Regions from separate parts of the Homo sapiens genome. Here region 1 is linked to region 2. The links are chromatin loops, found by intact Hi-C in ENCODE. Cell type or tissue: PC-3. All regions are shown on one strand. Each heading gives the region's core, and the rest is flanking DNA. Links, peaks and the distances in the headings are about the cores only.

The links. A loop is a pair of places that touch in the nucleus more often than their neighbours do. Peaks named below come from ENCODE experiments on the same cell type or tissue, not always from the same donor. Only the 100,000 strongest peaks of a DNase experiment are listed, where the experiment ranks them.
Region 1: it touches region 2 in a loop (2.9-fold over the local background); 7 of 110 quality-filtered maps call a loop at or near these places.

What each region holds. Positions count from the first base shown.
Region 1 is chr2:12,579,572-12,595,832 of GRCh38, reverse strand. No RefSeq gene overlaps it. Among named protein-coding and RNA genes, the nearest start is that of TRIB2, 130 kb to the left of the region's middle. In PC-3, for the core only: no CTCF peak of the experiment used is centred there; a DNase peak (open chromatin) is centred at 7,382; H3K4me3 peaks cover 344 bases; H3K27ac peaks cover 1,029 bases.
Region 2 is chr2:12,695,325-12,711,585 of GRCh38, reverse strand. It overlaps LOC124905974 (a long non-coding RNA gene), which reads left to right. Exons shown (of 2, transcript XR_007086222.1): 1 at 1-3,060; 2 at 7,221-13,722. Among named protein-coding and RNA genes, the nearest start is that of TRIB2, 13 kb to the left of the region's middle. RefSeq lists a cis regulatory region at 5,432-5,911. In PC-3, for the core only: no CTCF peak of the experiment used is centred there; DNase peaks (open chromatin) are centred at 8,745 and 9,265; H3K4me3 peaks cover 1,727 bases; H3K27ac peaks cover 4,942 bases.

The sequences.
Region 1 (16,261 bases), core at 2,961-10,960, 110 kb after region 2:
ACAAAACTGAGGCCACTGAAGACAGGGGATACTTTTCGTTCCTCCTTGGAGACATCATGTGAGTGAGTTGAGAGAACAGACACCCTGGAACCAAATGCACCTGGCTGCAAGGCCCAGCTCCAGTGTTCCCTAGCCATGTAGCTTTGTCAATACCACCTAGAAACCTGAGCCTCAACGTCCTTTTCTATGGCATGGGGACAATAGCAATAGCAACTGTCTCAAACGGCGATACGGAAAGCTGAAATGAAATAGCATTTGCCACTTAGCAAGCCCTGCATCGAAATTAGATTTTTTTTCTTCTCCCCAGCGCCTACCACAATCCAAACACATTAGAGATGAGAAAGTAGGCTGCTTAGAGAACGGATACATATATAAATTAATTGATTCCAAGTGTGTCATGATATAAAAACATAGCATGAACTTCTGAGGTGTCCTAGTTGAGTAGTAAATGGCTTTAAAAAGTCATATTTTATAGGGCTTTAATTAATCATTTATTGGCGGCTTTCCTATAAAATGAGAACTCACCTTAGGGTTCATGCACAGAATGAAAACACCAATTACGGTGCTACACAAACCCAGTCACCCCTGAAGGACAGCCATAAATGAGCCTATCAATCCCATGATTGTTAGGCTCAGTCCAGTCAGGAAATGCCCATCCACAGAGTGGGCCCTGCCATTTCCTCCCTGAGGCCTTTCGCTGCAGACTGCAAGTCTGGGCGTTCTCATAACGACTCCCTTTCATTGACACCTCCTCAGCACAAGGCACTGCTCACCTCCTCATCCACTTCGTATTAATCCTCACAATCTCCATTCCCAGTCTTTTACCAGTGAAAACCCTGAGGCTCCAAGAGGTTAAGTGATGCCCCAAACCACTCACTAAGTAGCAGAGGTGGCCCTCACTCCCTCATGCCTCTGCACCAATGTCCTCAACACCATCTTGCCTTTCTTCCAGATCCGAGGAGGGAATCTTCTAGGAACGAGGAGGTGGTGAGTCATGGCCTTCTTTGTAGGCCAGGCCTGGACCTGGAAGCTGGCTGGGGACAAAGCTCCATGGTTTGAGGAAATACCAGAGAGCCTCAAGTTGAGACTTGAAGGGGCTAGAGAAGATCCGGAAGAGCTAGAGACATAGGCAGATAAATCAGAACCTGTAAGATAAATATATTCCAACACAACACTCTTAGGCAACATTTTCTGATTTCTATGGAACAGACGGATGGTGACAATGATAATAATGTCCCTCAGAGAGTTTTGCCAAATCTGCTGTCTTCAGGGAGAGGAAACCTTCCAGTCTATAAGCATAGAGGGAAGACCGATGGCTGTCTGTACTCTCATGTTTTGAGGTATTGGAGTGAAAACTTGCCTCGGGCATTTAAAATGCCATTTCATAGAAAATTTAAATGATGTGGGAAAATCCACATACTACCCCCCATGTCATTTGTCCTTCTAGCCCCGGCCATAGAGGTGTTATTTTTGGTTCCTTGTACACCCTGTGGACCATGCTCTTTCCTGCCCCTTACCATATAGGCTGTTCCCTTACCTTATCTCTGCTTTATCCTAATAACTCCTATTTATCCTCTAGGTTTATTTCCTATATTCTTCTGCAGCAATACCCTCACCAGGTTTGATTAGGATAATTTTTGCAATTGCTCTCTCTGCATCTACCTGCGTCACTAGCTTTTTTTATTCTCTACACCACTCTCCCTTATTCTCCCAGGACATGTTACACATGCCTGAAACAGCAGAAGCTCAGCTACTTTGAATTAATAAATGAATGTTGAGTTTTAAAGGTATGATTCAAATAGTATGTGCATGTATGGATTATGTAATTTCCTCTCAACAATATGTTTTAGAGATCCACACACAGAAAACGTAGGATAGAAATATTTACCATTAACACCTGATATTATAGGTATAATTTCCCTTATTTTTAGTCTGTGTGATCTGTATTTTCCACAGTAAGCCTATACAATTTTTATAATCAGATCATAATATAATCAGATAATAAAAATGAACATAATTGCCCTAAGGCTTGGTGAGGAATAAAAAATAATGCATATGTAGCTTTCTTCTCATAATGCTTTTTTGGATAAAATGTGTTTCTATTTGCTGAAAAGTAATAATGGTCATTTCCATTGCAGTGCTTCATAGCTTTCGAGGTGGTTATGTATTCACCCCCACATCTTAGTTTCAACAACCCTTGACATACCTAGCAGAGGGGCCTGTTTTTCATTTTATAGACAAAGATGCAGAGGCCACAGCCATGCACAGTGGAGAGAAAGCTTGGCTGGAGCCTGCACCTCTCAGGCTGAGTGCCCACGTGGGAAGGGCCTTTGATTTCTCTTAGCTTCAGCTTCTTTATAAGTAAAATTAAGAGAAAAGTACTTACCTCTAGAAATTAAAGGACCATGCTAGAGAAATCAGGCCCCTCCTTGCACATCAGAGATGCTCAGAAACTTAACTGACTTGCATGGGCTTTGTCATCAACGCAGATCAAGGGCTCATTTGGAACCCAGGCTTGTTCCAACCTTTTCCATACACTGTACTATTAATTGAAAATAAATGATCATCTGCATATCCACAACCTTAGGATACAACATAACAGACCCCATTTGTTAGAATAAAGGATTGAGCTGTATGTGGTGGAGAAATTGCTTGTGGTGGCCTTTGTCTTTTCAAGATGGCACAGGTTCTATCTGTAATGAGTTGGGCAAAGTGAAAGTCAGTGGGTCTAAGTATGCTGTCTCCTGCTTCTACTATACTCCTGGAGCATCATTGATTGGGCCACCTTTGTCTCACCTATAGATGTCCAACTCATAGCCTTGGAAGTCCTATGCTTGTAAATAACAGCTGAAGAAAAATCAAGGTGGCAAGAACTGTTCAGATTTTTGTGGTCCTTACAATGTAATCAAGTGGCAAGGATAGCTTTCTCCCATATATGCTTCTACGGGGGCAGTTATTGCCCTGGACTCTATGCTGTCTATTCAGTCTCCACCCATGGAATCTTCTCAGCCAGACTATATGTTTCCTTAGCCTTTTACTGAAAACCTTCCTTATGGAAGACTCTCTGCTGTGCTGGTGTATCGAAATGTGAAGCAATTGTTGGTCTCTACAAATCTTTGCATTCTGAGTCTCAAGTAGTACACATGATAGGCCCTCATTAAATCGAGTGATGAGTGAATGAATGAACACTTGCAAGCCTTCTCCAGGCTGTTGATTCATTACTTTTATACATCTCTTGTTTGTAAGATCTAAATGCGTATTTTAAAGAATCTGTGGAAAGTACCCAGATCTAAAGACCTTTAGTAATTGCTCTTTGAAACGTTGCATAAGATCCTGCCCTCAGAAAGGCTGCATGCTTAGTTTAGTAATCTCTTATCACCACTTTGAAATTCTAAGTAGTTTTTGAACCAGGATTCCCACATGTGCACTGGATCTCACAAAGTACATAGTTGGTCCTATCTATCTTCCTGCTCAGAAAGTCTCAAAATACTAGAGAATTGTTTCAATATTACTTTCACAAAATGGCATGTTAATGGACTAAATGTGCCGGAATCAGAAACTTGTTAAATTTGACTCTGCCTGAGCTTAAACAAAACTTAGATTACAGAGGAAACTGTGTAAATATGCTTGAAGTTAACCTGACCAGAAAATATTTGACAGAATTTTAGAAGTTAGCTATGAAGAAGTTGTTTGATTTCTCTTCATTATTTAGCTTTAGATACTGAATATCTTACCTGATATGGTCTGGCTGTGTGCCTACCCAAATCTCATCTTGAATTGCAGTTCCCATAATCCCCACGTGTCCTGGGAGGGACCAGGTGGGAGGTAATTTAATCATGGGGATGGTTACCCCCATGCTGTTTCCATGATAGCGAGTGAGTTCTCAAAATATCTGATGGTTTTATAAAGGGCTTTTCTCCCTTTGGCTGGGCATTTCTCCTGCCTGCCATCAGTGAGAAAGGACATGTTGCTTCCCCTTTGCATCATGATTGTAAGTTTCCTGTGGCCTCCCCAGCAATACTGAACTGTGAATCAATTAAGCATCTTTCCTTTATAAATGACTAGTATTGAGTATGTCTTTATTAGCAGCATGAGAAGGAACTAGTACATTACCCAAACTAGTTTCATCTTTTAAGTGAGTGCGTCCCTTGCCCTCAGCAGATGTTTGCTTAAAACTAAACCAGTACCTTCCACACTGTAATTTTTTTAACTGCTAAAGTCCAGGTAGCATTAACCAATTTATGCATTCTGCCCAAAGAGCAGGAGAATGAAGAGTGGGTCCTGAGAACTGGAGGTTCCTTCAGTGCAGGGAATGTTTCTGGGAGTCTGAGCTCCAGCCTGCAATGGTATGTAGAATGGAAAGTTGTCATTAGTTTCCTTTGTCATGTCCCATTTTGTTCAGAGGCCTTTATAGCAACAACCAGTGAATTTATTGGTGTCTGAGGCCCTAATCTCTGACAAGTGAGGCTGCAATATGGAACTGCAGATTGACAGCCAAAGAGAAGCTGGCATGTGGTAAGAGAGGGGCCTATCTATCCTTTTTGGTGATGGGACTGAAAACTCAAAAATATGAAGTCCTCCCTACCATGGCACCCTCCATGATATGTTTAATCCCATAGCTTAATATATTATTTTTCATATGTTTCTCTGTAGCCCTGCCATTTGAGAGATCTGTAAATAAAATTGCTGATGGTGAAGGACTGTGTCCCTTAAAGAAAGGAAAAAGGAACTCATATATTTGTTAAGTATCTAAAAGTACTTATATTTTTGCATTTATATAATCCAGAAATCCCATGAGAAAAGCATTATTATGATCATTTTATAGATAAATTAACTGTCCTTATGAGATGCTAAATAACACAGTTAGTAAACCATGGAATTAGTGTTTAAATATAGCTAACCCATTCCCAACACCTTACTCTTCCCATACCACGGGCTGAGAAAAAGTGAGGAAAATTCAGTTCTGGGGTGACTTCAAGTGAAGTGGTTTTCATAAGAAAGTCTACTCCTTCTGAGAGTTTAAGACCAAGGACCAGGATCCAGTCTGCCTGATGCACTTTATTATCCCCAGGAGGTTGCTTTGCTCCCCCGGGCCTTCATGTTCTCATTTCGCCAGTGCAAATAGCAACACCTTTCCTGCCCACTGTACTAGGTTGTTTTGAATTACAGGGAATGCATTTCAGGTAGAAGTAAATGCCAGTGTGATTGCGTGGTTATTGTTGCTGATGTCATTTGTTTTTGCAGAGAACTGAATAGGTTTATTCTGGAGGTGATAATTGGGAAGGTCTGTCCCCATGCTGCCAGGCACCATGGCCAGCCGAGCAGAATGCTTTGACTTGAGAATTTCATGAGCAAGGCGGAATAAGCCACTCAGCTTCTGTACAAGCAAAGCCAGGCAACAGCATTAATTAATGTGGATGAGAAGAGACAGGCCCTTGTTTGTAATTAGGAGACTCTGTGGACCTTGTTTTCTTCTCCAGTCTCTCTTAAACATGGTGAGAGCTGTGGCTTCCATGGGGTGAGTAGTTGCCCACCTCTCCACCTCCCTCTCCTCAGCCAGCTGATTTCCAGCCCTGGGATCTGGGGTACAGGAAGATCAGGTTTACATCCTAATCCTAGGAAACTTCGCCTCAGCTCACTCGGTTCATTTCAACCAAAAGGTGAAAGGAAACTGAGAGTTAGCTGATGCCAAAAAAGGCAATCAGACCAACACAAGCCAGAACCGAATTATGTCACTCTGGGCTTTCTGCACCGTTGCCACCATTAACACCTGGAAGGCCTTTGATTGTCACATTAGCAAAACATGCCATAAAGCATGAGCTTCCCTTCTTCCCACAGAAACCCTGGCCCCTTTGCAAGGGGGGGAGGTGGGGCAGTGTCACAAAGGTGGCTTTCAGCCCTAGAAGGCTTTCTTGATTAGGCCTCTGAGGGGAGACTTCCACGAAGTCTTCTCACAGGAATTTGCAGCCAGTTACAGCACTGATTTCCAGCAGCTTCTAGATGAAGGACTCTTGGAACCTCTGAGCCCAGAAGGACAGTGGAGATTGGTTGCTCAAATCACCTTATTTTATAGAGATGAAAATTGATGTCTCAGGTGAAAAATTTAATTTTCAACATGAATTTTTCTGACCACCGTGTGTCAAATAGGATGCAAAATGTTGAGGATACAATGATCTCTAACTTCATCTCATTCAGAAGTGGAGACTGTCTATCACGTGCAAGATGCAGGGAACGTTTACTAACTACCACCGAATACAGCAGAGCTGTGAATATAACGACAGCCACAGGTTCCTTGTCAGGAAGTGCAAAATAGGATCACACACACACACACACACACACACAATGTCTCTACAAATAACTAAGGTAGCCAAATAATAAAATATCTACCTTTCAAAATAGCTACACATTTAACATTCAATCATGTGTAAAGTATGTTAATTTTTCTCTGCTCATTTCCTGATGCAAGTTTATTTGAACTCATCCTGTCTCCTCAGTATCATGTCTTCCTTGTCAATCAAAGCGCTCTTTGAGTCACCTAGTGCGCCTAATCTTTATTTAGGTTTGAGAGGCAGATCTTCTTGAATCTTTATAAAAGGTTGTCACTGGAAGTTTTTTCCCAAGTCACAAGTTTCTATTTACTATTCATGATCTTTGCAACATACATCTCTTACCCAATTGCGTTCCTAAAGTGGTTTTGATATCCTTGTTTGTGACAACGTGCAAGAAATGAACTTGGGAGGTCATCACCAACTCCCAATCCCCAGAGAAATAATTACACCTAAATTACATTTCTTTGCCCCCTTTGTTAATAATCCCGTTAAGAGACTTCTATGGAGATCCAATACCAATGTTTACTGAGGTTGCTTCATGTTAATGTCTCTTCTCCAAATACTAATCTGATTTGAAAAGTAAAATATTTGGGAAAGTCCTCTATAGTAGATTTTATATAGAACTAGATATGTTGCAATTCCTTATTCTCAAAATGATGTGTAGTTTTGGGGAAGACAGTTTTCCTTTTAATCTGACCTTTATGGCATAAGTGGAAGGGTAATACAGTAGTCCCTCCATTTCCGTGGGGAATATGTTCTATGGAATATGTTCTAAGACCCCCACTGGATGCCTGAAACTGCAAATGGTACTGAACCCTATACATACTACACTTTTTTCTGTACATACATACCTATGATAAAGTTTAGCTCATAAATTAGGCACAGTAAGAGATTAACAACAATAATAAAATAGAACCTTGATCACAATATGCCAGTTTCACTATTGTTGCACTCTGAGGCCATTATTAAGCGAAACAAGGTTTCCTGCACACAAGTACTGCAATACCAGGACAGTGATTCTGAGAGCTGGGATGGCTACTGAGTGACTCACAGGCCGGGAGCATACGCAGTGTGGATACATTGGACAGAGGGATGAATCAAGTGCTGGGCAGGAGAGAGCAAGGCAGCACAAGGTTTCATCATGCTACTCACAATGGCACACAATTTACAACATGATTTCTTTCTGAGATTTTCCATTTAATGTTTCCAGACTGCAGTTAACCATAGGTAACTGAAAAGTGAAACTGGAAAGTGAAACTGTGGTTAAGGAGGAAGGAGGAAGTACTGTGTGGAAGAGAGTGTGAATGACTTTTTCTAGAAGAAAGGGGATGAGTTAAGAAACTTTCCAAGGAGGAAGTGATACTAGAGGGTGAGTTAGAAGGACCATAGGTCATGGTGTTAAGCAAGTGAAGTTGGAAGCACCCCTCATATAAAGGTACTATGGGGAAATGTTAAGAACCATGGAATATCTGAGATTTTCTTTTCTTTGCAACCAGGCAAGTTAGCTATTGCAGGTTCATGAGTGCCGGCAGAAGAAATGAGACTCCTGGACCAGAGACAAAGGACCATTGTTTACAACACAGACAGCAGCATAAACTTCATGGTTGCATTGGTTCGCCTTGTTCCAACTTCTAATGGAGGCAACACAAAAGTGGACTCAGGTGAATGCTGCATGCACAGGTGTGCATCACAAATGAGGAACTCCAATCTCATGAACTCAAATCTTTTATACTAGATTGCAAGCAAACTTGTGGGAATTTTTTCCCAGAAGGAAGACATTATCTTTCTTTTACCTGGCACTTAACAAACTTACCCTCTACTCTGGAGGATGATGCTATCTATATCTTCCAAGGCTTCTTGCTATACAAACATCCTTGAAAATATAGTTATCTTTTAGTGCTTCTGCTTGCAATACCTTCAGAAATGGGAAAACCCAATGGAGAATTGACTCCCAATAGGAAAAGCAAATATACTTGAAATGACTTACTTGAGGTCACAAAGCCAACCAGGTCTACTCACAGGCTACACAGTGCACATACACTCTACTCCCGGCCTTTCCTGCTGACATCATTCTTCTGTGGGATGATTGGGTCCTCTAGATAGCATGCAAGCCCGAGGAGGCACACAATGAGGGAAGAGCCCATGCAGCAGGCAGACTTCTAAAGTGACCCCCAATGGCCCACATCCTTGTACAATACTTACCCCTTGAGTGTAGGAGCAATAGGAAGGGTATCTCTTCTGTAACTAGATCAGTTATACATCAAAGGTGAAAAGATTTTGAAAATGTAATTAAGGGCCCTAATTAATTGACTTTGAGGTAGTCTAAGAGAGATTATCCTGAGTGAGTCTGATATAATCAGGCGAGCCATTTAAAACAGGTGCCTTGTTGTGGAAAGAGCCACATGACAGAGAATGACAGGTGTCTTCTAGAACCTCAGGAGTTCTGTCTCACAACTACAAGGAGTTGAATTCTGCAAACTAACAGTGAGCTTGGAAGAAAATGCCAAGCCTCAGATGAGTTCACAGTCCTAGTAGACACCTTGATTGTCTGAGCAGAGAACCTAGTTACGCTGTACCTGGACTTCTGACTCACGGAAGCTGTAAGATAAGAAATCTGTGTTGTTTTAAGTTACCAAATCTGTGTACATTTGTTATATACAACTAATGCACCCCAAGACTGACTTCTAGTTGTTGTATATTTCTTAACTATGCTTCTATAAGATAGCAGAATGAAGACACACGTATTTATTGAGCACTATTACTTGTTTTTATTCATCTTTCTTAAATATGTGCATAGCTCATATTAATTTCAATGTTTAATATTAGAAGTGTTTTGCTCTTTATTTAGAAGTTTGATGATGTTTTTGTGATTAGAAATATGCTGCAGGAACTTAAGTCCTATTTATATCAATTAGCCTGTGGTAAAGTTGGTTTCATTATACATCATTTAGCTTGAAGTCCAGTTTTCAAGAACCTACTAGATCTGACTTTTAGAACTATATTAATATTTTGCATACGCAAATATAATTAATAAGAACGGAAGAAAAAAACTCCACATGGAATGCGAACAGAAACAAAGTAACCAAACTGCATTTCAAGTTAATAACACAACCGCACTAAAGGAAAAAAGAAAAAAAGAAATGTCACTTTTGAGAACATGTTTCTCTAGTTAATAAGTCCTCTGCATTAGAAGTTGGCAAATCTTCTTTCTAAAGGGTCAAATAGTTAATATTTCTAGCTCTGTGAGCTATATGATCTCTATTCCAAATATTCCGCCTTTGGATCCAGAAATCAGCTATAGATAATATGTAAATGGATGGGGGAGTGGCACTGTGTTCCAATCCAACTTTATGCATGACATTGAAATTTGAATTTCATATAAGTTCCGTATGCCACAAAATTTTATTCTTCTTTGGGTTTTTTTTTCAACCATTTAAAAATGTAAAAGTTATTCTTAGCTCATGGGCAATATAAAAACAGGGATGTACCAGATTAGGCCTGTGAACCACTGTTTGCTGACCTTGCATTCATCAGTGATTGAACAAGTCTAAATTCAGCTGTTTACTGTCTCCAATGTATATTTTATTTTTTGATATCATATTGTAGTTTAATTACATTTTCTCCGTAACTCTGCCAGCTCCTTTAAAACCTTATTTTCCACTTGACCAACACAAATTCTGTCTTACTTCATAGCAACAATATTTTTTTATATACTGAGAACACAAAGCAGATGCATTCTACTTTTTTTCTGCCATTTGTAGTGAATTATTTTGCTTTTCTCTGAATCTTTATTGCTATGTCTCACCTTGTCATGTGTCAGAATGTTTTCATACAGCCCATGTTGTTGTTTTCTGTTGTTCTTTTCTAGTTTTTTCTTATATGAGATAAGACGTATATATCTCTGCTGTTTGCCAACAGATAGGGAGTGTGTATTCACTTTGATCTTTTTATCATTCATCTGGGTGCCACCTTAATGTCCCCTCACATCTTAAACTATGCAATAAGCATGGTCCCTAGCCAAATGTCTAGTGTGTGGTAGACCTTTATCTTGCACTGCTTTGTGGGAAGGTGGATATTTTTTCTCATTCCTTCAATATGGTTTTTTAACCATCAGAAATTTTTTGTCCTCCCATCCTAGCTTCTGTATATTTGAAACAATCTGTACTTTTTCTTGTTCTTATCAGTGTGGGGCATTTAAAAATGCACTATTCATAGCATTCTGCTTCTCATTCTCTGTCTGCCCTTGATGGAGAGAGGGTTGGAGAGTGGAGGTGGCCAGCAGCATTTTCCAGCATCTCTTTTTTCTAGTTAGAATGCTCTGTTTCAGAGGTTTAGGTGGGAGTCAACCACCAGTCCTTTCCCCAAGCTCATTCCTGCCATAGTTAAGGACAATTCCTTCAGAGACTGGCCTGTCATTCATCAAAATCCTCACTACTACTGATATTGCACTTTTACTGTTTAAAAAAGTTTTCATAGGTATGGGTTCAGAGACACTAAGTGATTTGCCTAAGATTTTGCAACAAGAATCGGAAAAAGGATTTAAGTCCCCTTCTACAAAAATTTGAAAGTATGCTCCTTCCATAGGGACCCTGTCTCCACAAAGGTTAGGCCACCAAGAAGTCATTAACTGGCAAATAAAAAAGTAACATAAAAATGCATAGTATGGTATTATAAAAAAAATGAAAAAGTAATTCATCAATGGAATGGAAGATCAATTGTACTCAGTGTGTTTTGAGGTGGGTGGGGGGGTTGTCTTATTTCATCTATGATCCTCTAGTAGACATTGGCATGAAGACACAACTTAAAAGAGGCCTCTGTTGTCACAATTCCAAGTTCTGCAGCTTCTCGATTTGTAAGTCTGAGGTAGTTTGGGGAATACAGGCGCCCATGATGCATATTGTAAACCATAAATTAATGAGTGATTAAAATCTTACTAAGGCAAACACACAGCCACAAATCTGAATGACGCACAATTATTGCCAGCCATAGCCAGCAGATGTATAGAAATAATTGGCTTTTAATGCTCATGAGTCAGTTTTATTACAAATAATGCATTTGCATGAAGTTTGTAAATTTATGCTCCAGTGGGAAGATATGGTGACTGCACAGTACAAACAGGCAAAGCAATTACAAAAAGTGCATCCAAAATTGATTAATTGTTCAAAGTCGCATTTATTTATATGTTTGCTTCTAACCTTGCCTCATTCCAAAACAAAATAATTTCTTTTATTTGAAGAAATATAGCCATTATAAGAATTTGTAATTGAAGAAAGCATGGAGAAAGGAAAATGAAGGTCAGAAAATATAATAAATCAGCAGTGAAGTTAGTATGCAAGATGAATGCCAGAACATTCTATATGTATGATAAAAACATAATGCAAAGCCACCTCTATATTCATTAAAATTCAAAACAAAAGAGTGAAAACTGATTTGTGTATGATTCATAGTGTCTATAACAAAAAAAAAAAAGCACGTTTTTCTCAAGGGAAATATAACTTTACTTGGTAAAATGACCAGAGAAAAATTTACCTTATAATTGATCATACGAGTGACATGACCATACAAAGAAACGAATGTTTAGTAACATCTCCAAAGCAAATGCAATAGACTTCTTTCTGATAATGCTCCAGTGTGTAGGCTGATAACCTTCCACCAAATTGCACTTAAATAAAAATTAGGCTCTTGAAGAAGGGAATTAACCCCCCTTTCATACCCCTCTCCCTGCCATATTCGTGCATACTTCCTGGCCTGTCATCCTTCCAACCTACCCATATTTTCATTTTAGTTGGGTACAAAATGTAGTGCTTATTTTATTATGGCCATGTAAATGCTAGGCACGATTGACACAGGACACTTGAATGAATTTTCTTACACAAATTTGTTTTTCTTAAAGTTGTCTAATTTATCTTTCTTTTTTTCTATTAATTATTACTAATTCTTCCCCAAATTCTTCCCCAGAAATAAAATCTCTTTATAATACAGTGGAGTGTATCCAATCTTAGGAAAGTTTCATCTGCTTGAAGACGTCCTTCCCAGAGGCTTCTATCCATTGAGACTGGTACCTCACTCAGCCTGGAGCATGGCTGCCTAACATCTCCCCTCACCGTCCTGTGGAGACCCCCCAGCTCTTTTGTGTTGAATTCCTAGTTTAATGAATCTCATGTTTTTTAGTGTCTTCCTTTTTTTTTTTGTAAGTTTCCTCCTTGAATAGCTATCTAGAAAAGTGCATATGGCAGATAATTTTTTGGGTCTGCGAACATCTAAAAATGACTATTCCATAGGCATGCATAATGGATGATCTAGGTGCTATGGAACACTGATTGGAAAGGATTCTCTTTCAGAATTTTCGAGGAGTTGCCACTTTTGCTTCTACTTCATTGTGCCTGGGACTCCTATTTTCCTCCTACTGGGAACACAGCATCATATATCGAACCTGCTTTGTGCATACACTGCTTCCTAGAGATGTGAACTCCATTCTCTAGCTCTGAGCCGTTGCTTCAGCTGTGTTTTCACTGTTCCAGTGTTCTTTCAGGCCTGCAGCTTTTAGCTGGTGTAATATTTGTTAAGGTCATTCCTGTAGTTACTGGCCCACTCCCTCACCTGCATTTCTGTTAGGTGGCCTCACTAGTTTTTGACAGTTGTTTGTGGAATCCTGTGCCAAGCAGCCAACACTCTGTAAGGCTTCGGACACTGGGGCTGTCTGACACCCTCAGGTAAGTAAAATCCATACCTGAAATATCTACCAATTTCTCTCAGTGACTTGGTGGCATCTGCAATGTGGAAGGGGCCCACTTGGTCAATTGTTACCAAGTGACCAGTTTGGTCTTCAAACTCAGTGTGGGCCTCTACATTTGATGTTGACACTCAGTGGCAACACTAGCCTTGGTCAGTGAGAGATCCTGCTGTGGGGTCCGTGTGGAGGCTCTCCATCACTGCCACTGCTTTGGCCATACGTCCCTGTGCTAACACTGGTCTATGACAAAATCTGGCTGACATTCTGTCTACTTGGATATTGAGTACCTCTTCTCTGGTGGACGCTCTGTGGTGGGTGTTAACACGTGACTCCAAGATCTTCATACACCATTCACATTCCAAATGCCTCTATCCCACCCCTCCTTGTCCTTCTCATTGCAAAATTTGTTTATTTATTTTTTCAGACTTGCCAGGCTATTTGCTGCTGCCTATGAATCTGTACAGTCTCATGTTAGGACACCTCTTTCCACAACTGCACAACTAGGTGCTCTTCCCAAAGTGCATTTCCCCTCATCACTGTCTTTCAAGGCTGCCTCCAAGAAAGGCTGTTATTTCTGACTTGGGCCACATTCAGAGCCAACCCATCTGCGAACCAAGCGGGATCACACCATGTGGCACTGGTGCATGATGAGGGAGGGTGCTGGGGCATCAGCGGTGGGTGGCATGGGGTCTGTGTTCCCTTTGCATGCAGTTGGCTCTGCCCCTGGTCCTGCCTATGCTACACTTCATTTTCTCACTATTGTTGCCAGTTGCGTCTAATTTTATAACACGGTGTGTTCCGACAGAATCTACGTCATTGTGGGCAGTTCATCATTCAGGGTCAAAAAAGTCTCATGCATAGATATTCCACTTTTATTGGGGTTGGTGGCATGGCAGCAGTTGTTTTTCAAAAGGTGATTCTCCACTGCATATGCATGGCAAAGTATCCACTGGCATTCTTGGTCCAGAGTCCAAGAAGCTTGCTCTGTGATGCTCTCCCTTGAGATTGTCATTGGCTCTCCATGGTCTCTTTATCCCACCACTAATACCTTTAATATCTTAGGATCTGCTGGGTCATATGGCCCAAGGGTAATGGCCGCTTGAACTACAGCCTGAACCTTTTACAGTGCACTTTCCTGTTCTGGGCCCCACTCAAGGCTGGCAGCATCTCATGTCACCTATACATGAGCCAAAGCAGTATTCCCGGGGGGTACACTGCCCAAGGAGTGCTGGAAGCCACCCAGAGCAGGACAAGGTAAGGAATGGAATTTTTCTGTGAGCATTTTGAGGATGTGTGGATCTGTCAACACCTGAATTTTGGACTTCTGGCCCCCCAAACTGTAAGAGAATAAATGTCTGTTATTTTAAGCCACCCATTTTTAAATAATTTGTTATGGCAGTTACAGGCAACTACTACAGGTGGGATCCTGGTTTGCCCTGAACACTGACTTCCTAAATATTTTGCTAGTGTGGCAGGCCATATAGCTTTGTAGGTTTCATATTCCACCCTCAGCTGTGTGTGTCTTACTAAGGCTCCCAAAAAGGTTGCCACCTTTGGTTCCTCCAATCCAATTAGCATGACGTATAAATGCAGATGATCAATGTGATGCTCTGTGGATGTCAGACAGTCCAGTACATCTTCAGACTGTATTATTGACAAAGTAGGGGAGGGAGGGAATCCATAGTGCCTTGAGGCACAATTATGAACGTGTAGTTTTGTCCATTCAATGTAAATATTAACAACTTTTTATCTTCTTTCAGATAGAGATAGAAAAAATGACCACAATACATGGCCTCAAACCATGCACTGAAACCATGTTAATCTTCTCTATCAAATATACTTGATCTGGAACAGAGACTGCGATTGTGATTGGAGTTATATTTGGTATAGTTGGTGGTAGTACATTCCCCTCCTCTAAGGCTCATCTGGCTTCTGCAGGGGCTGGACTGATGAATTGATTGGGTATTTGGTAGGGACCACTATCAATGCATCATTTAGATAGTTATGAACGAAACTCATTTTTTACATGCCCTGGAATGCAATATTATTTTTAATTTACTGTCTTGGATTGAGGGGGAGAGCAGTTTCAGAAGGGCCTGAGAAAACAGCAGATATTGCAGACTTACAGTTGATTAGATATTGGCCTTGAACTCTAGTTAGTTAACTCTGTTTAGTTAGCTCCACCCCAAAACTGAGGCCATAGTGACTTTTGGAGTTTCTGGTATCACTGCCAGTTTGAGTTTTCCTATTCTCCAAGTATAAAGTTACCTGAGTTACCTGTCTACCTGGATTTTGACAATGAAGTGCCACTGCCGGGCTTCAGTAGGGATCTTATTATCCTTATCACTATCAGTGACCCTAGCTCTGTAATAATGCCCTCTCCTATGGTCAATTCCACCTACAAAGGACAGCCACCAATGAACTTCTTGGTGATGCTGGTTCCCGTCTCACCAGAACACCTCTTCTTTTCTCTGGGGATTTCCCATGAAATATAACCACGTGGTGGGCTTTTTGTATGTTGTATATCCTCCCTAGAATGCTCACTCCCTAGTTTTTTATCCCATTCTCCACCATCAGACACAGTGATCCCAACATGTAGACCTCCCTTACTCTGGCCATCACTTTTTCCATGCTCCTAGGAACTAGTTTGCATGCTCCTAAGACCCAGTTTGCATCATCTCCTAGGGTTTTTGCTAAGTTTTAAATCCTGTACCTTGGGAGAGTGCTCCCAAATTCACTAAACCACTAGTAGATAACATCCCTTATTCACTCTTAGGCTCCAGCCTCCTTGATCAGACCCATACCTGCTCTGCCAGAGCATACCTGCTGGTCTATGTTAGCAGGTTTTATTTTAGCTCCTTTGGGATGTAATTCCTTTCCTTTCTTACCAGGCCCAGCACACTCAAGGCTGGATTATGATGCAATTTACCTGAGTTATTAGCCTAATGGCTAGGAAGCAAGGTGGGGAAAGATCCTGAGTGGAGTACCTGCTCTCTTTCAGGGGAGTGACCTCTGAATGGGTTAAAATGGAGGGAAAGTCTGCTTCTATAGGCTCAGAGATTTGGGAGAATCTAGGAATTCCGAATTTTTCAGGTCATCAACCAAGTCTCTTTTCCGTGTTTCAGGGTCCCGTTCATCCCAGTCAGGGTCTTCACCTGGATACAAATGGCTTTGTTATGAGTACATTATTCTTTCTAGT
Region 2 (16,261 bases), core at 4,365-12,364:
TCAGTGGCCCTGGAGGTCATGTGTATGTGCATGTGTGTGTATGTGCATGTGTGTGTATGTGCATGTGTGTGTATGTGCATGTGTGTGTATGTGCATGTGTGTGTATGTGTATGTGTGTATTGAGAAGAAAGGGGGCAGGAGAAAAGTTTATTCTGAAACTATATGATTATTTTTTACTATATCACATTACTTGTCATTAGGCTTTCTAGAGTTGACTGAACCTTTGGATTGAATGGCCCACGTAAAATCCTTCCATAATGGTGATTTCCATTCTCAATTTTTTTAACAGCTCGTGTTGGAGAAGCAGCTGCTTATTTACAAGGTATTTTTTAGTAGTACCTATTAAAAGGTCACCTTTTAGATGTCACCTTTTTATGCAGATGTACTTCCCTGTTTTGCAGTGGTTGATGTTGTATTTACATGCAATTCTACTCACAGGGCCCCAATGCATGATCCAATCATTGTCTTCGATTTAGAATGCTATTTGGACACAGTAGGTCATAGAGGAGGAAAAGGGACACAAGGAGAAAGTGCAGGGGAGACAATAGGGAGTGGCAGGAAGGAGAACTGTATCATACAAAAATTGCAGGACTTTCCACTTGAGTGACCTATGCCTTTTTGCTTGTTTGTTTGCTCACTTGCTTACTTTACCATGGCTAGGCTGGGGATGTGTTTTTGTCTCTGGATAAATTGTCCACTGGGAAAAGACCAGGGTATAAATACAGAAGAAATAGTAATATTAGCACCACTTCTTTCTAGGCCCTGGTTTTGTAACTCTTCTTCTCATACAGGAAAATAGCTCTTGTGTGCTCACAAGTGAAATGAGATACAAGAAAATTTTGTTGTTGTTCTTAGAGTAGGGTGGGAAACCCAACATATGGGAATTTTCTGAGTGTTGCAAATTGCCTACCGTCCTGTTAAGTATTGCTGAGCAGCTAATAAAAAAAGTAAAAACAGGTAAAATGAAGCAGCTAGTCCAGGAAGTGCTACAAATTTACATATTATGTAGAGTGCTAGGTTACTGTAAATGATTCCATTTGAAGGGTGTTCTGGTAAATCTAGTGCGCGTTCCCACACCTAGCACACAGACCTCAAAGGAGCAGACAGACCTGGGTCCAGACCACCCCTGGTTTCACAAGCTTCAGAGGCCTTGAATGGTATTTAACTTCCCTGACCATCGTTGCTCTTGGATGGAATGGAGATAATAATACCTTCCTTATGAAGAAAATAGGCAAAATCAAATTATCACTTAAGATTCCCTTCAGCTTTTACAATATAACCTTTAGTGTGGGAAAATCAGGCATGTAACAAGTAGACCAATATCTGAACACCGATGCATTGAGATTCCATCCAATTTGGGCACCAAATCAATCATCAACTTGGCCTTGGATGACCCTGAGAACTCAGATTAAGGTTGAAGAGAATTAATATGTGTACCAGGCTTGCCAATTTAACAAACACCCTTATGCATTTTGTCTTATTTAATCCAAACAACAACTCCTTAAAAGAGGTTTTGTTATTAGCCTCAGTAGAAGAAACCTGCGTCTCAAGGAATTTACTAGCCCGTGAACACAAACCTGGTCATTCTAGTGGAAAATCCTGCAATCTTTGTATGATACAGTTCTCCTTCCTGCCACTCCCTGTTCTCTCCCCCTGCACTTTCTCCTTTTGTCCCCTTTGCTCCACTTTTTATTACCTTCTGTGTCCAAATAGCATTCTAAATCTAAGACAATTTTTGGATCATGCATCAGGGCCCTGTGCATGGAATTTGATGTGAATGCAACATTAGCCATCGCTAAACAGGAAAGCATGTCTGAACAAAAAGGTGACATCTGTAGGATAGTGGTTTCTGATTTGTGAGTCCTGGATCCTCAGGTGGACTGTAGTAGAGCAAGTGTAGCATGGAGTCTCAGCTCTATGTAAAGTAATCTACTCAGTAGACTATGGATGGAATAAACAATCTGGCTCACCCATATCTCCACATTCTCATTACAAATATTTACACCTGCTTTTGTGGTTAATAAAATACAAAAATGTAGACAAATAACAGATTTCATATTTTTTCATTTAGGCAGTTAAAAACTATAATTTCTATACTCTGGACAATATGAAATTTGATATCATTCAAATTTCACATGATTCAATAAAAGAGCTTACTAACAAATGTGAGTTAGACAGGATTTTGACTCCAGGAAGTAAACAGCTTTCTAAATGGCACAGCTGCTCAGTGACTCCAAGGTGTGATCTCTGACAGACCCTGGGGAAACCACATCTAGAAAAAAGCTGAATGCAAAAGTCAACCAACTATCATTAAATAGGCCAAGCATTTGCCTGAGTACTTCCTCTGAAGTTCAGTAGCTGTATGGCCTTAGGTAAACTCTATAATATCCTTAAATCTTACTTTTGGCTTCTTTAAAATGACACAATAATAGTACAGACCTCATAGAGTGATTGTCAGGTTTAGATGGTCCACAGGTAAAGTGCTCACTTTCTGTCTGGTTGGCAGTGAGTGTAGGCTCTTACCACCACCACGGCCAATATTAATATAAACACATTAGTTAAACTTCTCTTTCTCCTCCTGTGATGGTTAATACTAGATGCCAACTTGATTAGTTTGAAGGATGCCTAGATAACTGGAAAAGTATTGTTTTGGGGTGTGTCTGTGAGGGTGCCAGAGGAGATTAACATTTGAGTCAGTGGACTGAGAGAGGAAGACCCACACTCTATGTACGTGGGCACCATCCAATTGGCTGCCAGCCCCGCGTGGCTAAAACAAAGCAGACAGAATAAGGTGGAATAAGCTGGTTTTCTGAGTCTTCCGTCCTTCATCATTCTCTCGTGCTAGATGCTTCCTGCCCTTGGACATCAGACTGCAGGTTCTTCAACCTTTGGACTCTTGGACTTGCACCAGTGGTTTGCCAGGGGCTCTCGGGCCTTTGGCCACAGACTGAAGGCTTCCCTACTTCTGAGGCTTTTGGACTCAGACTGAGCCACCACTGGTTTCCTACCTCCTCAGCTTGCCGAGGATCTATCATGGGACTTCCTTTACCTTGTGATAGTGTGAGTCAATTCTCCTTAATAAACTCCCTTTCATATATACATATATCCTATTATTAATAGTTCTGTCATTCTGGAGAATCCTAATTAACACCTCCCCTCTCCTCTCTCTTTCTCCCCTTGCCTCTTTCTCCTCACTGAGCCTGTGCAAGGCAAGAAAGTTAAGGATGTGCTATGATCTCGTGTCTTCTGGCTGCTCTCAGCCTGATGGGAGAGGCACAAACCTCAACATACGGGTATGACATACAGAAGGCATGGCAAGGATTCTCAGCCAGAAAATGGGGATTCATCAGGGCCTGGCAGAGCCTCTCTTCCAGGCCAGCCCCACGTGCTGCTAACATGTTCCTTTTCTCTAAGTTCACTAAAATTCCTCAGGGAAACAGACAAAGCACACATAAGACTGGGAAAACATCCCATTGTAGGAAGCTCATCTCCCTTCCAACCAGGGACCCTTGCTAGGTCATCTCAGACAAAAAAAAAAAAAAGAAAAAAGTTTTACCCTGATGCTATAAGAAAAGCCCTACGTCCCCAGATGATGAGAGAATCATTCTGCATTGCAGACCAAAGTGTTCCATCCACAGCCTGCCAGCATCTGGGGTACAGGGACTCTTGGAGTTTGTGATATTATGAAAGAATCCTGGTTAGCTTTGTGCTCGGGCCAAAGGAGGCTTTCTTGATTAGTTAGGTATCCAGGATCCCAACTAGGGTATGGAGAGCCAGGCACTTGTCTCAGGTGCAAAAATTGAAAGGGGGAGCTAAAAAAAAATCAGTAATCAAGACAAATATTTTCATACAATATTTTAAAAAATAAATATTAAGGCAAAAAACTCTGATGAAAAACCCATCAAGATTTTAAATAAATAGAGTGAATCAGTATGATGGATTTAACTTTTGCCACAGGCTCCAAATATCTGGCCTGGCCATCTTATTGATTCCATCTCACTCCCTAGGGAGGAGCAAAGAAGGAAGGTTCCAGGAGGTAATACATTTTTCTACATTAAGTTTATGACAAGCACTTTGCAACCACTACCTCATATCTTCCTTTTGGTAACGGTGAAATACAGGGAGGATTAACCCCATTTTATAGACAAGAAAAACTGAGATTCAACAAGAACGAGTTACTTTTGTTGGGTAGAGACAAAATTGAAATTCAGATGTGTCTGAGCCCATGGCCTATAGCAAACTTGTCCAACTCGTGGCCCATGGGCTGCATGCGGCCCAGGATGGCTTTGAATGAAACCCAACACAAATTTGTAAACTTCCTTAAAATATTATGAAACCTTTTTTAAAAAGCTCATCAGCTATCATTAGTTTAGTATGTTTTATGTGTGGCCCAAGACAATTCGTTTCCCAGTGTGGCCTAGGGAAGCCAAAAGATTGGATACCTCTGGCCTATAGCTTTGTCATGCTATTGTGGACCTACTTAGTCGACTACACTACTTGGCTCAGTCTTGTCAATGACAGGACTATTCTGCTTCTGCTGCCGTAATAACATGGCACAGCCTGGGGGCTTAAAGAGAAATGTATTTTCTCACAGTTCTTAAGGCCGGAAGTCCAAGGTCAAGGTTTCAGCAGGTTTGGTTTCTCCTGAGGCCTCTGTTCTTCGCTTACAGATGGCTGCCTCCTTGCTAGGTCCTCTTAGGGTCTTTTTCTCAGTGCCTGAGCATCCCTGGTATTTCTTCCTCCTGTTGTGGGGACACCAGTCCTATTGGATTAGGAACCACCCTTACGATCTATTTTAACCTTACTTGCCTCCTTATAGGGCTCTATCTCCGAAAATATAATCATATTGGGGGTTAGGGTTTTGTGATAAGAATTTGTGGTGGGTCACAGTTCAGTCCATAACAAACAGTTACTCTGCTTTGGGACTCTGTTACTATAGACATCACAGGGGCTGTGTGTATCATTGCCCTCAGAATTGATAATCGAGTTGAGGTACATAATATTTGCATAAAGTAATTCTACTGCAAAGCCAACAGTAGATACTACAATTAATTATCAAATATAAAATAAATGAAGGCAGGGAATGTTATTTGCCATTTTATCCTTGAGAATACCCCTTGGCACAGAGTAGGGCATATATGTGTGTGTGTGTGTGTGTGTGTGTGCATATGTGTGTGTGTATATGTGTGTGTGTATATATGTGTGTGTGTATATATATGAATACATATAATATATATGTATTCATATATATATATTCTTCTTCCATATATATATATATTCTTCTATATATATACATATATATTTTCTTCTATATATATACATATATATATTCTATATATATACATATATATTCTATATATATACATATATATATTCTATATATATACATATATATATTCTATATATATACATATATATATATTCTTCTATATATATACATATATATATATATTCTTCTATATATATACATATATATATATGGAAAATTCAGAGAAGAAGAAGAATCTTGCCAGCCAGGAAAACAAGGAAGGAACACTTTTGAACTGGCCTTGAAATTTGAGTAGACTATCAGCAGGTCAAGATAGAAGAGTGTTTCTAAGAGAAGATAGTGCGCCAAGCCCTGGAGGCAGGAAGACACAGGTCTGCTGAGATAAGAAACAGCAGTTAGGTCTGTCTGAGGTAGAGACAGAAGCTGCAGAGAACAAACACAAGGCTGTAGTCAGACCATGAAAACATGTAGTTATTGAAATAAAACCCTAGGACTTCACTCCTCTAGCCAGATGCTCCCGTGGCTTCTAGATGAAAGATCCTTATGAGCCAGAAATCACATGGGGTGGTAGAAAGTGCAGTAGACTGGAAGCTGAGCTAGTTGAATTGTATTCTTCTTTTATACACTTGTATTAGTTATGTATTGCTACATAACATGTTATCCCCCAAAACTTAGTGGCTTAAAAAAAATCATCATCTCTCTGGGTCAGGAATCCAGTCATAGCTTAGCTAAGTCTTTTGCCTCAGAATCATTCACAAGCATGTAATCAAGGTGTAGGCCAGGCCCGTGCTCTCATCTGAAGGCTCAACAGGGGAAGGATCTGCTTCCAAGGTCACTCATATAGTTACTAGCAGGATTCAGATTCTTGAAAGTTGTTGAACTGATGGTTTCATTTTCTCCTTGGATGTTGGCTGAAAACCACTCTCAGTTCCTGACCACATGGGCCTCTCCATAGGTCAGCCCACACATGGCAGCTTGCTTTATCCAGGGCAAATGTGAGAAGAACCAGAGACAGAGTATAAACCAAATAGAAGCCACACCCTCTTCTAGGCTAATTTTGGGGTAGAGATTATTGTGTTTAACAGGAAGGAGGCAGAAGCTAAAAGCTACTGATATACACTGAGACACTTGATATCTCTCTAATACTGTGAAGATTCTTCCCTCTGGCATAGTGGTTCCGTGGTTGGGTAGTGGGCTGACTCTGCCTCTCTGCCCCTCACCATCTTAGTCTACCACCTCATAACATCCAAGTATTTCCCTAGACTCTAAGAATGGGCAGAAAATTTCCTACTGTGGAGACAAGAGGCCTTTGAGACCTAGAGCCTGTCTTATTTCCCTCTATACTCACAGTGCTTAGGATGGTGATAGGCACATGGTGGTTGTCATCACTGTTTGTTAGATAAATCAATATGTAGCATTCTTTTACATGCCTGGCACTAGGGACAGAGCCTGAGCTTTTTACTGGGGCAGAGAATCCTGGGATTTACACAGGGGCCTCTGCTTTTTTGTGCCCAACAAGGACCCTCCATCTGTGCCTATGTACAGGGGGCTGCATCTTGCCATGGAGTCTTGAAATGCTTGTTGGATGTTTCAAAATGATAACTTTTAAGCTCACATTTCACAACTAAAATGATTCCATTGTGTTCTGAAAAATCTTTTTAATTGAATGTTCTCTTTGTCAACCCAATAAACTGCTAGTTTTGCAATAAGATTCCCCTGGCACCTTTCCTGGAAGGTTCACTGTGAGAAATTCACTCACATAACAATATAGTAGCAAAATCCTGTCAGCTAAGTTCTGTGGATTGATCACCTTCTGTATGCCAAGCACTGTGCTAGGTGCTGGACACAGGACAGTGGGTCATATAGGAACTCACAGAAGAAGGACAGAAGCCTCTTTTATGCTGCACTATTTTTTTTTACTGGAGATTTTTTCTTTTGTTTCCTATCACAGGAATCAACAAGACTTTCTTACACACACAGCGTGACCATAAGTGGAGAGAGAAATGTGCCAGAGTAAAGACAGCCATACATACTTGACACTTCTCCCATTAAAAAGTGGAGTCTATTTCCTTCCACTTGAATCTGCACTGACCTGAGACTGCTTGGACCCATAGGAAATGGCAGATATGACATATGGCCAGTCCCAGGCTTTGCCTTGGAGAGACCTAGAAACTTCTACCATAGTCTCTTGAAGCTTCGAGGTGGCAGGAAATAAATCCAACCAGCTACCTGGCCGGAGAAATCAGCAGGAAAGGCCCCAAGAATATGTGAAGAAGGAGATGGGCCTGGTAGAGCCCAGGCTTCCAACCAACTGACAAGACTCCAGGCATGGTAATAAAACCATCTCGATACTTCTAGCAGCAGCAGCAGCAGCAACCAACAGAACATCACTAAGTGACCCCAGTTGTGCCATCTGCCCCAGTTCCTGCTGCACAAAACCATGATATAAAGAAGTGGGTTATTTTACATCAGTAAGTATTGGGTTAGTTTTATACTCAGTAATAAATCAAGGGAGCATTTTACAACAGTTTCCCAGAAGATGGGCACAATAGTGGCCCCACAGGGTGGGGTGAGAAGAGTTGCTGAAGCCTTAGCATGAGACTCTCCCAGAAATCCCTTTTTTTTGATTTTCAGAAAGCCCTGATGCTACAGTAATAATAGCTAATATTTCTTAATTGCTATAAATATGGCCTTATTTCCTGCCACTTTGGGACATGCATTATACTCACTAGTAACTGATGCTTATGCCCCTGGCTGCTGGGAATAAATATTCTTATAGCCGCTATAAATCTTGCTGATCATTCAAGATTCCTCTTGGGTACTGGCAACTTCAGGAACTTTCATGTTGACCTAAGAGTCTCTCTACTTTTCATAACTCTATCTTAGCCAAGTTGTATTTTGTTGAAATTATCTCTGTTATCTCCACAAGTTTCTATTTTCCACTGGTAAGATGGTTGAAGATACAGATTGCATCTTCCTCATGGTTGCATGTATGTACAATTTTAACAGAATCTGCACATTGTAAATGACCAACCTAGCATTTGCATATTGTATTACAGTTTATAAAGGGTTTTCATGATTATCCCTCTTGAACAGTTGAATTGAGGCTCAGGGAGGAAAACGACTTTCTTAAAATCCCTGGGTCACAGGGGCTCCTCACTCAGAGGCTTGCTAATTTTCTCCCCCACATACTGAGGATATGGAGAACTTCTTAGTGGGAGGGAGAGAGCTGAAGCCCTATCCTCCCCATGGATACATATCCTTTGTTTTCAGTGTCTGGGAAATGCCCCAGGATTCCCTGCTGCGTTACCCTGGGAGACTATTGCTCAATCCCAGCAGCTGCTCTGGAGGAAGGAAAAAGCAGACATTCTGAATGTATCATACATACAATGCAATATTGAATTGGAGGTTGCTAATGAGCGAGAACTCTTTTATTGTGTAGTCTACTTCCAGTGAGGTCTAGCTCTTAATTTTCAGTGGGCGTAGCAGGAAGTACTAGTGTAAAAAATAAAACATATATATTACTAATACTGTTGCTATATAAAACAATATTTGGCCAAGATGGTTAAGATATGATTCAGTCCTTGTTCATCAAGTTGCTAAATATTATTCAGTGAGTGGAGTCACCATATGGCATAACTGAATTTTCTTGGGAGACTGGGTAAAATATTGTGTTGGATATAGAATTTGGAATTGTGCATGTCTCTGGTGGATAGAGTCTAGATCAAGCTGCAGACTGCTAATCCCATTAATCCCTCAGGCAAAGACTCTAATGCACGTGGCAAATGGAAATGGCTTAGCCCTGCATGTAGCACTCCACGAGGGCGAGTTTCTTCTCAGAAACTGAGGAAGGGTGGGCAGAACCACACATCTAGACAGATGCAATCTTTAAAGAAAAGTGTGTGTGGGCAAGTACAGTACCAGCTGGGAAAATCTAAATGACTGAAACCTATGACTCAGAAATCTTAAATTGCCTTAAAATTAATGAAGCTCTGTGGGGATGACTCAGTTCATTCATGTCCTTAGCTTGCAGGCTCGAAAGCTTGCAGAAGGAGCTGTTGTCTAAAGTTTGGAAGATCAGACTCCACAGAAGGAATGGGTCACATCCTTGGGGGTGGTCTGGGGTGCATGTGCTGGAGAGCCAGGTGAGCTGGTTTGCATCCTTCCCAGGGACCGAGTGACTTCTGGCAAGTGAAACCTCTGAGCCCTAGTTTCCATTCCTGTAAAATAAGAAACAGAGATTGAATTTCTAACTTCATCAGCTCTGATATTCTGATTACTCAAAGTCCCAGCAAGAAACAGAATTTGCCCTGGGTGGTTTCGATGAAGAGATTTTAATAAAGGGACTCCACAGATGTGTGTGCTAGTTAAGAGAACAAACAAGGAAGAGGAAGGCACCCAGAGATGAGTAAAAGCTTCTGCTATTACCATCTCCATGGTCAAGACACCCAGGAAAAATGGTGTTACTGGAACCCAATGAGAACCAGATCTCTGGTGGAGAGCCATCCTCTACCCGACCCCCGACCCCGGAAGGAGCCATCTTCCTGGGAGGAGGAAGCCCCTGCCAGAAACACAGTCTTAAGCAAGAAGGGAGCCAGGAAGAAGTGACCTGAAGCTTAACGTATTTCCCTAGTGCTGCTCTTTGGATGAGTCCAACTGGACGCCATTCAGGAAGGGAAGAAAGCTGTCCACAGGAGTTGGCCTCATGTGGCACAGAGAAGAGCAAAGAAGAAGGGTAGAGAGTGGGATCTAGAGTGGGTGAAAACAGAAAAACCAGCACACGTTTTATGCTTTTATAAATTTCATTTCTGAGTTAGGGAAAAAAGCACAATAAATATTTTCTCTGGAATAGCTGAAGAATGACTCTCAACTAACAGAGTTTCTGAGTGTAAGGACAAGGTTTTGCTTACTTCTTTAACCCATCAAAATCTAGCATGATGTTGGTGCTATGGTAAATAATCAGGGAATATTTATTGAATTAGAGGCTGGTCACAAATAAACGTTTATAAACATCTGCATGTGTATAGAGCATGATGCATGGTACATGTGAAGTGAAAATCTGTTGAACAAATAATGTGTAAGATTCAAAACAAACTATGTAAATCTTTCAAATGAAAACTTCTGTAAACCTCAGACAAATACTTGGCATTTTAGTTCTAGGAGTCATTTTGAATGTGATTTATAGTTGTCATTGCACAATGTGTAAATTTCTTGGACTATGAAAATGGGGTCTAAAATGTGAAGTAATAAATAAGCAAGGAGGGACTTAAAAGAGACATTTTCTACCTATTGTTACTGTTCAGAAATTATACAAGCAGGAGTGCTCACAAAAGTAGAATGTTCAGCATATTCAGACATACATGAAATCACCTCTGACATGTGGATGTACTAACAGAGGGATGCTATTTACAGTCAGGCAGGCCAGGAATGCACACCTAGCTATAGGATCTCTCAGTATTCTGACTTGAGACAAGTACTTGAACCTGTGAACCTCAGTTTCCTTTTAATCCCTGCCTCAGGATCCATGTGAGGGCTGAATGAGATGATATGTGTCACATTCCTAGTAAAGAGCCTGGCATGTCATAGATGTCCATCACTTTGTTCCATCTTTCTTGTGGGGTCACTGATTTTCTTGGAGTTGACATAAGGTGTAAGACCAAGGGGTCACTGATTTTCTTGGAGTTTATATAAGGGGTAAGACAAAGGGGTCATTGATTTTCTCAGAATTGATGTAAGGTGTAAAAACAGTCACTTCTTTTGCTAGAGGGGATTCTCTGCATGACAGAAGCACAAGAAATGGTGAAAGTTACAGAACACATCCAAACTATCATTATGTTTCATGTGTAGGAACTGATGTTCACCTGTGTTGCCTTAGCATGTGGAGGAGCACCGTATGTATGTGTCACTAATTCTTCTCTTCAGTATTCACCTAGCTCATATGACAGGCAGTGCTGTTTGTATAAGCTGCAGCCATTCTCCCATCTACGAATGGTCAAAGCCAATTCTCTCTATAGAAGCTGAAATGCCAGATACTTATGTTTCCAGCCTTCCATGCAAATAAGCAAGGCAATATGATACAATCCTGGCCAATGGAACTTAGGGAAATTCTATCTGGGAAACGTTGGGGTAAGATTTTCCTCTCCAGTAGAAGTGAGGGGTTCGTGGGGAGAAGCCCATTCCTGCTCTGTATATTATCATGGAGGCTATGATGCCTAAGGCTTTGGCAGCATCTTGAGACCACAAAGGGAAGCCAGGAGAACTGAAGAGATGTTGCCCAGAGATCTAGTGTAATTGAGGTGCGAAATACCAGATTCCTATCTCGAGAATTTTTGTGTTTAGAGACTCATTTACAAACACTGATTGTTTAGGCCACATGTAGACATGTATTCTGTTACGTGCAGCTGAAAGCATGCCAACTAAAAACCTATTTTCAGATTTCTTCTGGGGAAATAATTGAGTTCTTATGTTTCTGACTCTTCTCTCCAGCAGGTCATTAAAAGCCTAGAGTCCAGAAACTTCGTTAGACATTTTGAATTCCTCCATCCATTTACTTATTCATCCATTCAATCATTCATTATTTATTCAATCAATTCAATATGTATTCATCCAGTATGTGCCAATTCTTTTTTCCACTAATTGACTTTTGTGAGCTTTTAGAATCCTGCTCTAGCATCATGACCTTGAGGAAGTCTTCCTGGACGCCCACTTTCAGCTAAACAACCTTTCTCTGTGCATACTTAACAGTCACACGTAACATCTTTGGGGGGACCTCTCATGTTATATTGAAATAATTTACCTGTATATCTTTCCAACCACAGTGTACTTTTTTTAAATGCAGAGACTAATTAGTAGTCCACTTCCCTCCTTCCTTCCTTCCTTCCTTCCCCTTCTCCTTTTTCTCCCCCTTCTCCTTCTCCTGATCCTCCTCTTCTTCCTTAAGTTTGCATTATAGCAAACTTCTTAGCTATCAATGAGTATTCAAAACTCTTTGTAGACCAGACAGAATTAACGGACAGAGACTATGCCTTTTAGCTTTGCAATCCTAGTGCATGACCCAGAGAAAGTGCTTTGTAAGTGTTTGCTGAATAAAAAATAATTGTAATTCAGGAGAATATATTTTATTGAAATGACCAACTGGACCTAAGAATCATTTTGGAAATGGGTCAGTGCCATCTTATGTAGCATTAGGTAATAGTGGTGTATCACAAATATGTATTAAATAAATAATTTATGCCCATATTGCATCCAGAATTTCAAATGTAAAATTTTGTGTGGTGTGAAGTATGGCTCCATCCTGATTTTTTTTCCAAATTGGCTACTTAATATCTCTGCCTTATTTTGTGAATATTCCCTCCCTGACATTTTGAAATATCAACTTCATCATATACAAAGTAGTCATAATAAGTGGGTAATTTTTTGGAATCTTCAGTTGCCTTTCAGTTGCCTTGCAGCTCACACAGTATCTATAACTGTGTATACATTTGTCTTCCTTTTATTTTAGATCTTTTTCAATAATTTTTAGACATTTAACTATCCAGATAAACTTTGGGCTCAAATGTTAAGCTTCATAAATATCTCAAAATTCTCTCTTAAAGTTGAGGTAATATTTATAGATTATGCCATGCAATATGGCACAGCAAATAAAAGCACTGTTTTGCAGTCCACTGCCCAGAACTAAAATAATGACTTTATAACTTTTTAGCCTATGATTTTTGCCTAGTCAATGAATCAGTTTCTTCATATGCAAAAATGAAAATAATATCTATGCATAGAGTTGCTAGTTAGATTAAAATAAGGAAATTCATATAAAATATTGATCCTAGTGTCTGGCACAAGGAAAGTATGTAACAGGGATAATTAGATATTTAATGTCCCAGCATTATTCTAGTAACTTTTCACAATCACATCAGACTTGGGTAGAGAAGAGAAGTGTTTATCTTGACTTTTCCATTCAGTTGTTTTCAGGAGTAAAACTTGGAAAATGTAGCTCATTTTATTTATTTGTCTATATATATATAAGGAGAATTATAACATTGGTCTGTCCTACTCACAGGTGACTTAAAAAATCCAAGGAAGTGATAGATGTAGAAATGTTTTCTCCAATGAAAAGGATCACAACTGTATGAAAACAGTAATTACAATGCTCACAACTGTTGAGATTGTACCTAGAAGGTCAAGTCTTGAGGGTTGCATGAAGGAATTGCTACTGGATTTTGATCTTTAAATGGCCCTCTTTAGTTGCAATATATTTGGGATTATAGAATATAAAACACCTTTGGAATATGTATGTTTTATAACTAGGAAATATGTCTTAGGATCCAAAGACAGACATAACTTATGCATTGCCACATTAAATTGACCTCAGCATCCTCATCTGCGGTATTTTTTAAAAGGTATTAACCTTGAAGCATTAATGGTTAAATCTCCAATAAAGATGCAAATGATTAATAGAACAATGCAGTAGGGAAGTTTTCTTTTGCTGTACATGACTCACCATTTATGGGAAAGACTTTGTAACATGTTTACCTGCTGGGGACTAGTCAGATTCACCTTGAACAATGAGGAAATATCAAAATCCCTTGTGTTTGTGCCAGAAAATAAGCATATCATTATCTAAAACTCTTTGTGACCATTTCGCTCTGACATTCTATCACTGCATTCTGTAGCAAAGACCCTGAAACATGTCACTTTTCTGTAGACCAGTGTGACAGAATTTGAACAGGCCTGACACAAGTGTTGTGACTTGTGATATGGTTTTCTGGTTAGCTGGTAGCTAGCACATAGGTAATGATATGGCTTTAAAGTTAGATTTTTAAAACTACTTTTGATTTGTGACCATGAAAGAGCAACTCGTTTTCAGCCAGCTTTTTGAAATTTTTTGCTAGTTAATCTAAAGGAGGTTACTCTTAATTAAATGTGAATAGTGATTTTTAAGGGCACTTAACGACGTGTAAGTAGCACCTAGTAAGCACATCAAAATCCTACACTGTCACAAGTTGCCATCGCAGATACTTACTCAGAACTTTCTTAACCCAAATATTGGACTTTTTAAGAGTTGAGGATCAAGGGCAATTCGGGAGGGGAGTGACATTTGTATAAAAAGAATTGACATTACATATTTTTTAGAAATATGTATTTATTGAATGACAAATTAATTTTATAATATTGGTGGACCTATAAAATAGTTCTATTCAAACCTATTTTCAAAAGTAAAATTCTTTTTAAAATTTGAAAAATTTCAAACAAATCTGTATCTGAACAAATGTCGACCCTTCTTTATATTGAATATCTGAACCATAAAAGTTAGTCTAACCTGAATAATTAGTTTTGGATTATATTTATCTACTTTGAACAATTTCTTAGCCATTTGTGTCTTCAAAACCATGCCATAGTATCTTTCTGAAATTTAAAAAATATGGTCTTATCTTTAATTTTAATAAATTGTCTCTAATCCTCTTCCAAGTTTCATTGTAAAGTTATAATTTTGAAATTTGACACATTCAACTGACACATTTCTATAGACCCTATTTTTTAAATTGTGAAAACATTCTCTATGGCTGCTGAAGTATTTGGTAGGATTAGAACAAATTCTACTGGCAGAAGATACTCTTAATAATTTTCTTCATACTGAAAAGTGTACATATTTCACATCAAATAGTGTCCCAGTTCCTATCTTTGCTTCCATTCATAGCACCTTTCCTCCTTCAATCTTTTATTAGAACTTGTACGTCATTTACATTTTTCTCATCATTCAGGTCTTTCCTTTCTCTTGCAGGGACAAAGGTGAATGTCCTGTTATTTGCAAGCTTTTTTTTTTTTTAATAATTACAACTTGTTAAGAGCTTCAAAAGCTGCAGGGTTTTTTGTTGTTTATTTTTGGGCAGAGGGCGCACTCCACTTGCTACCTTGATTAAAGATTCCCAACCAATTCTGAATAAAATATGAGCAAATTTAGAGACCTGTTTACAAAAAGTTTAATGGCATTGCAGGGCACTTAGATTGATGTGCAGAATAGTTCTGAATAAATCAAAAATTTCTAAAATCTGATCAGAGAAGAACAAAGAATGTAGACACACACACACACACACACACACACACACACTGATTATAAAAATATTCAACATTAGCTTTGTCAAAAATTTTGTAATTTAGTTACTTAAGATGTTTATATGTATATCTGTATGTTTTGACAATGACGGATTTTATTTTGATTGGCAGATTATTTCAGCTTCTCTGAATTTTATTGTTAATTTTGTTTATCTCACAAGAAATTCCAAGGACAGTCTGTTCCATAGATTTCTTAATTTTGTATTTACATTACATCACAAACACATAATTTGATCTTTGATATTGAACTTTTAATTGAATTTTCAATTCATTTTAACATTCAATTAGGTTTACTTTGATTCCATAAAATGGAAAAACAAAAATTTATTATTGAAATTAATCTGACTTCCTATTTTTAGGATTTTTTAATGAAACTGAAATTATTTAACTCTTTATGAATTTCTTCTGCTAGTAAAACCAACATATTAATAATTATAGTTTTACACTTGGTACAGGTTCAAAAATACTTAATTTTAAAAGTGAGTACAATTAATTTAAGGAATAATTTGATCTAACTGCAAAGTCATGCTCTGTAGAGTGATTGTAATCTCACTGTCTACCACATCATATGTTAAATCATACTTGGCAGGCACTTCCTTAAAATAATTTTGAAATAGATACTGATGTTTCTTCAGCACAGTTGATCTTTCAGTTTCCCTGTGGTTACTAATATTACAACAACATGTATGGTAAAAGAAAGCATTGAGGAGTATTTTTTGCCACGTCATGATTCATTTTCTTGAAAAACAGAAATTTACACTTTTCATTAATTAACTATACTTTTTGGTTTTTGATGTTAATATGATTAATAGCAAAAGAAAACTGTTATCAAATAAAATCTTTAAAAAAAATCTGTAGAGTTGCATTACATAATAAATGGCATCT